Linked DNA regions of Homo sapiens: region 1 is linked to region 2. The links are chromatin contacts, found by Hi-C or POLR2A ChIA-PET in ENCODE. All regions are on one chromosome and are shown on one strand. The core of a region is the stretch at or near the end of the contact, and the rest is flanking DNA. Distances in the headings are between cores, read along the strand shown.

Region 1 (3,699 bases), core at 230-2,729, 58 kb after region 2:
TACCTGGTGTGCAACCTTCAGAAACCAGGTCCCCGGGGGTCGAAACTAGTGCCCCACCCACAGATGACCAAGGACGTAGCCACAAACGTCTCAGGCTCCATCAGAGGTCTTTCCGGCCACCTCCTTGGGCTCGGGAAACCACAGTTTCTGGGCAATTTTATTCCTCCCCGTAAGAGACACAGAATGTGTGCCTCTCCTACTTTCCTTTTGGCTCTCCTTTCTCCGCCCACATCGCTGCTTTTCAGCTAGACTGCCCCTCTCTCATTCTCGTGTACTCATATTGATTCCCTTGTCCTCACCACTCCCTCTCTCCGTGTCCTCCAATTCCAAATCTTACTCGGGAAATCTCAACCTCAGGAAAAATCCATCTTCCCCTTCCATGTCAGGCTGGGTTCCCCAAAAGCATGGCCAGGTGGGACCCCTGGGCCTGTGTTTTATTCCAGGAGGGCTCCTAGGAGCATCTGGAAAGGGTGAGGAAAGGCAAGAGGAAGCGTGAGAAAGGATGCGGTTTCTGGGGAGATCTACCCTCTGCCAGACCCTGTGGGCGCCTGGAGCAGAGATTTCACCTGAAGCAGAGATTTCACCTGAGAGCCTGACCTGCTTTCAGTCCAGGGAGCAGGGCCTGTGTGTCCCCTTTCCAGGCACAAAGTGGGATGAGGGCAGCTTGCAGACACACCTGGAGAGGGAGTTCCAGCCAAGAGAAGGTCGCAGAGATGAGTCTGTAGGGGCGAAAGGAAAGCTTCCCCTTCACCCTCTGAAGGTTCACTGAAAAATCAACTCACAAAAGGAACACAGATTTATTAAATACACACAGGGGAGAACCAGAGAGCCATAGCCCCCACCTCCAGAGGGGTTCAGAAGCTTATATACCATCCTGAGGTTATAGAAAGAATGGGGGCTTGAATTGTGGCAAAGCAGGTTATGGGAGCAGGGCGAAGAGGAGGCCTGGCCAGCAAAGGTGGTCTTGTTACATAGGTGAAAGCAGCCTTCAGAGAGAACAAATGGTAAACGTTTTTAGACTTCTATTTTTATTTCTTTAGATTCACCTTTTATTTATTTCTTATTTTTTAAATTGACAACCAATAATTATATTCACGGGGCACACAGTGATATATCAATACATATAATGTACGGCAATCAGAAAAGGGCAGTTAGCATATCCATCATCTCAGACATTAATCATTTCTTTGTGTTGGAAACATTCAGCATCATCCTTCTAGCTATTTGAAACTATCTGACGTATTATTGTGAACTATAGTAACCCTACAGTGCTACAGAACACTAGAGCTATTCCTCCTGTTTGGCTATAATTCTGTATCCTTTAACAAACCTTTTCCTGTCCTCCCTTCCCCCTAGGCTGCCCAGCCTCTAGTATCCTCTGTTCTACTTCTTACTTCTATGAGATCAACTTTTTTGGCTTCTACACATGAGTGAGAACATGCAGTGTTCAACTGTCAGCCTCTCAGTTCATTGTTCTTAGATGCAGACAAGGGAAGGACTCAGAGAAACCAGGATGGCCTCAAGCCGGGTTTTCTCTACAGATGCAAATCTGCCTCACAAAAGGCAGCTTTGCAAGGCTAGTTCTGTTCACTGGTCCTCTGAACGGCCATCTCAAAATATGCCAAAGGATATTTTGGGGTGAAATGTTTTTGTTTCCTTCAAGTTATTATTAGCACCAGCACCTGAGCCTCCCTGGAGACCTGGGCAGAGCTGCCCTAGTGTCTGCAGCAGAATTCCTCCTTCTTTCCATTCCATTTGCCTTCACTGTTTTCTCTTTTATGTAATTACCCAGGTAGCAAGGGCGGAGAAATTATTTTTAAAGCTGGCATCAGACTTGCTACTAAGGAAACACCTGTTTAGGGAAACACTTGTATTGTCCTGTTTTCTGGGCAGGTTGAGAGCAGAGGCTTTAGGGAGATGAGGAAACAAAGTGAAAACTATGAGCAGGTGGTGCTCAGAAAAAGAAACCCAAACGGCCAGTAAATATAGAAAAAGATGCTCAGTCTAAAAGCTAAAAGCTGGCTGGCACAGAGAAGAAAAGGCCCACTCACTTGTGTCAAGGTGGCTCGGGGTTTGTGGTGAAGTATATGCTCCAGAGCTCCTCTGAACCCACAGTTTTGCTCAACTGAATTGCCCACTCCTGTGGTTTGAATATTTGTCCCCTCCAAAACTCATGTTGAAACTTCATCCCCAACATGGCAGTACTCAGAGGTGATTGGCAGAGCCCTCATGATGGCTTAGTCCATTCATGGATTCATGGATCGATGGGTTAATGGATTGATGGGTTACCGTGGGAGTGGGACTGATGGCTTTATAAGAAGAGGAAGAGAGACCTGAGCTAGCACGTGGGCACAATCAGGCCCCTGGCCATGTGAGGCCCTGTGCCACCTCAGGACTCCACAGAGAATCCCCACCAGCAAGGCCCTCACCAGATGTGGCCCCTTGACCTTTGACTTCTCAGCCTCCATAACTGTAGGAAATAAATTTCTTTTCTTTATAAATGACCCAGTTTCTGATATTCTGTTTTAAGCAACAGAAAATGGACTCAGACATCCACCATTTGAAGGACTGCATTTAAATTTAAAGGACCAGGTTATCATTTCTATTGCTTTCTGATATTTTAAAATGAAAAATTTATCAAATGTGTATATTTAAGTTTGTAATTGAATTTCATACTAGAATCCACTGAGATTCATTATGTTATTCATTGGTGCTATTGCTGCTCTTATTTAACAGCTACTGGGAGAGGGAGAAATAGAAAGTCATTTTCTTCTGATGTAAAACGGGGAGAATAACTGAAATGACTGACTGCAGTCTGGAGTTTCCCTAAAAGGTGAGTGAATCTCACATGAGCTTGGAGACCTCACGACATTGAGAAGGGCAGGGCCCTCCCAAGCTTTTCCTGTCATGGCGCTCATAGAAAATGACAATATTTATACAGCACAGTGGGGATCTGAGGACAACCGTATGGGACTTGGTAAACCGCATTACATTTTCTTCATATCATAATTATGTCAAGAAAAATAAGTATCCAGGGAACTATTTAATATTAACTTTCTTAAAATTTTTCAATAAAATCTTTTTGAGGACTTTACTGAGAAATGTGGGCTTGCTGTCTTGGGCGTAGCTTGTCTCTTGGGTTTTGAGCCAAAAGTGGCTCTGCATTTTTTTTCTAAATCTCCATAGTCGCCATCCAGGAGAAAACGTGTTCACACGAACGGGTGATAAGTTGGAAACCATTTTGCAAATCTTCCAAACATTTATAACACTTGAAATTAGATTTAAAGAATCTAACAACACTTTCTTTTCTTTCATGATGAAAGGTCTTACAATAGTGGCAAATAGATTTTGACTCCAGTTGGACTTTTTGGCATCAAACATTTTGCAAAGAAAAAGCTCTCCCTTTTTCATGTTTATCTTACTTGCTTTAGAACAGTCATTTGAGGACAGAGACTCCACTCAAAGTGCCCATCAGCCAGAAACAGACAAGCCTGGTGAACGGGAAGGCAGAGATTGGGGCCTGGCCTACCTGGCACTCCCACCCCAAAAAAGGCTACACATTGAGCCATGGAGATCTGCTCCTTGGACATTTCCAACATAAACTCCAGCAGCAGCTCCACCTGCTTGTCCACTAAATAAGGAGCAGGTGGCTGAAGTCCATCTCCAGGTGCTGGGTCACCTTGGTTGCCCCTCCTAATG
Region 2 (3,411 bases), core at 505-3,004:
ATGAGGCAGAAAATCGATCTCATATTGTTGAGTAACCACACCCTTCCTAGCACTTGGTTTTTACAAGACCACATTGTTGAAATGATGGACGTGCTCCTAAAAAGCTGTGTATCAACTTCATTTTTAAACTTTTAATTGAATTTTATATTAGTGGCAACCACTATTTAAAGAAACCCTCTACTCTAGGCTAGGCGCGGCGGCTCACGCCTGTAATCCCAGAGCTTTGGCAGGCGTAGGTGGGCGGATCACCTGAGGTCAGGAATTCTAGACCAGCCTAGCCAACAAGGCGAAACCCCGTTTCTACTAAAAACAATACAAAAATTAGCCAGGCGTGGTAGTGCCTGCCTGTAATCCCAGCTATTCGGGAGGCTGAGGCGCTAGAATCCCTTGAACCCGGGAGGTGGAGGTTGCGGTGAACCAAGATCGCACCACTGCACTACAGCCTGGGTGACAGAACGAGACTCTATCTAAACAAACAAACAAACAAAAAACCCTAAAATAAATTATTTGTAACATGAACAGAATGAACAGATCCTCCCCCAAACTGATATTTTTTGTGGGACTGGACCTTTCTTAAAGGATTTTCTTAAATAGAATTATTTCAGATCATCACTTACTTAGATGTGTAGCTATATTAGGTCACAAGATTGTGTACTTATAATCATAAAACGTATACTTAATAATGAATCCCAACCTGACCTCAAAAGACTATATCATATAATACTATATTAACATTACATATTTATTGGTCGGGCACGGTGGCTTACGCCTGTAATCCCAGCACTTTGGGAGGCCGAGGTGGGTGGATCACGAGGTCAGGAGTTCAAGATCAGCCTGGCCAAGATGGTGAAACCCCGTCTCTACTAAAAATACAAAAAATTAGCCAGGCTTGGTGGTGGGTGCCTGTAATCCCAGCTACTTTAGAAGCTGAGGCAGGAGAATCGCTTGAACCTGGGAGGTGGAGGTTGCAGTGAGCCGAGATCGCACCACTGCACTCCAGCCTGGGTGACAGAGCAAAACTCCGTCTCAAAAATAAATAAGTAAAATAAAAATAAATAAATGAAAAATAAAATTACATATTTATTATGTTTTATATTGTTATATAATATAAAAAGTCGGTTTTTCGGGGTTTTTTGTTTGTTTGTTTGTTTGTTTGAGATAGTCTCGCTCTGTCACCCAGACTAGAGGGCAGTGGCGCGATCTCTGCTCACTGCAACCTCCACCTCCCGGGTTCAAGCGATTCTCGTGCCTAGGCCTCCCGAGTAGCTGGGATTACAGGTGAGCACATCAAGCCCAGCTAATTTTTTGTAATTTTAGTAGAGACGAGGTAAAAAGTAGAAAATATTTTATAAAAATATATTTGTGTAAAGTAGAACATATATAAAAACATACTAAAGGAGAAAGGAGAAAAAAATTCTTTCATTTATTTTTTTCCCAGGCATTTTAAATTTGGATTATAAAAATCATTTTAGAAAAATCATTAATGCTCTTTTACAAAATAACCCGGTGAAGCAGCTGAGCCCGAGCCGCCCGCCAGCGGCCCCGCAGCAGCTCCAAGAAGGAACTAAGAGACCAAGGCCTTCCTGCTGCCCGGACCCGACACCGCTACCCTGGCTCCCCGCCGGCAGCCGGCAGCCAGCGGCAGCGGATCGACCCCGTTCTGCGGCCGTTGAGTAGTTTTCGATTTCGGCTGATTTTTGTCCCTCTGCGCTTGCCCCCGCTCCCCTCCCTCCGGCTACGCCCCCGGCCCCGGCACGCGCTCTACTCCTGTAACGGAAAGGTCGCGGCTTGTGTGCCTGCGGGCAGCCGTGCCGAGAATGAACCCCAGCACCCCCAGCTACCCAACGGCCTCGCTCTACGTGGGGGACCTCCACCCCGACGTGACTGAGGCGATGCTCTACGAGAAGTTCAGCCCGGCAGGGCCCATCCTCTCCATCCGGATCTGCAGGGACTTGATCACCAGCGGCTCCTCCAACTACGCGTATGTGAACTTCCAGCATACGAAGGACGCGGAGCATGCTCTGGACACCATGAATTTTGATGTTATAAAGGGCAAGCCAGTACGCATCATGTGGTCTCAGCGTGATCCATCACTTCGAAAAAGTGGAGTGGGCAACATATTCGTTAAAAATCTGGATAAGTCCATTAATAATAAAGCACTGTATGATACAGTTTCTGCTTTTGGTAACATCCTTTCGTGTAACGTGGTTTGTGATGAAAATGGTTCCAAGGGTTATGGATTTGTACACTTTGAGACACACGAAGCAGCTGAAAGAGCTATTAAAAAAATGAACGGAATGCTCCTAAATGGTCGCAAAGTATTTGTTGGACAATTTAAGTCTCGTAAAGAACGAGAAGCTGAACTTGGAGCTAGGGCAAAAGAGTTCCCCAATGTTTACATCAAGAATTTTGGAGAAGACATGGATGATGAGCGCCTTAAGGATCTCTTTGGCAAGTTCGGGCCCGCCTTAAGTGTGAAAGTAATGACCGATGAAAGTGGAAAATCCAAAGGATTTGGATTTGTAAGCTTTGAAAGGCATGAAGATGCACAGAAAGCTGTAGATGAGATGAATGGAAAGGAGCTCAATGGAAAACAAATTTACGTTGGTCGAGCTCAGAAAAAAGTGGAACGGCAGACGGAACTTAAGCGCACATTTGAACAGATGAAGCAAGATAGGATCACCAGATACCAGGTTGTTAATCTTTATGTGAAAAATCTTGATGATGGTATTGATGATGAACGTCTCCGGAAAGCGTTTTCTCCATTTGGTACAATCACTAGTGCAAAGGTTATGATGGAAGGTGGTCGCAGCAAAGGGTTTGGTTTTGTATGTTTCTCCTCCCCAGAAGAAGCCACTAAAGCAGTTACAGAAATGAACGGTAGAATTGTGGCCACAAAGCCATTGTATGTAGCTTTAGCTCAGCGCAAAGAAGAGCGCCAGGCTTACCTCACTAACGAGTATATGCAGAGAATGGCAAGTGTACGAGCTGTGCCCAACCAGCGAGCACCTCCTTCAGGTTACTTCATGACAGCTGTCCCACAGACTCAGAACCATGCTGCATACTATCCTCCTAGCCAAATTGCTCGACTAAGACCAAGTCCTCGCTGGACTGCTCAGGGTGCCAGACCTCATCCATTCCAAAATAAGCCCAGTGCTATCCGCCCAGGTGCTCCTAGAGTACCATTTAGTACTATGAGACCAGCTTCTTCACAGGTTCCACGAGTCATGTCAACGCAGCGTGTTGCTAACACATCAACACAGACAGTGGGTCCACGTCCTGCAGCTGCTGCTGCTGCTGCAGCTACCCCTGCTGTGCGCACGGTTCCACGGTATAAATATGCTGCGGGAGTTCGCAATCCTCAGCAACATCGTAATGCACAGCCACAAGTTACAATGCAACAGCTTGCTG

What was found. Hi-C counts contacts between places; a loop is a spot of excess contacts on that map. ChIA-PET counts read pairs that join two places held with the same protein, here RNA polymerase II (POLR2A).
Region 1: a map with no recorded cell type shows a loop between it and region 2 (8-fold over the local background). The contact joins the enhancer-like site here to the promoter of PABPC3 in region 2. A Hi-C loop is called at or near these places in 1 of 168 maps with a recorded cell type or tissue (endothelial cell of umbilical vein) and 1 of 37 single-sample maps with no recorded cell type. POLR2A ChIA-PET finds 5 or more read pairs at or near these places in 1 of 52 experiments (activated CD8-positive, alpha-beta memory T cell).

The regions. Positions count from the first base shown.
Region 1 is chr13:25,152,477-25,156,175 of GRCh38, forward strand. No RefSeq gene overlaps it. Among named protein-coding and RNA genes, the nearest start is that of AMER2, 18 kb to the right of the region's middle. Within about 2 kb of position 1,480, at least 2 of the 41 ENCODE cell types and tissues checked have a DNase peak (open chromatin) inside an H3K27ac peak, as active enhancers do.
Region 2 is chr13:25,094,382-25,097,792 of GRCh38, forward strand. It overlaps PABPC3 (poly(A) binding protein cytoplasmic 3), which reads left to right and starts at 1,755. Exons shown (of 1, transcript NM_030979.3): 1 at 1,755-3,411. The coding sequence starts at 1,818. LOC124900613 (a long non-coding RNA gene) reads left to right here and starts at 1,239. Exons shown (of 3, transcript XR_941762.3): 1 at 1,239-1,278. RefSeq lists a silencer at 1,670-1,964.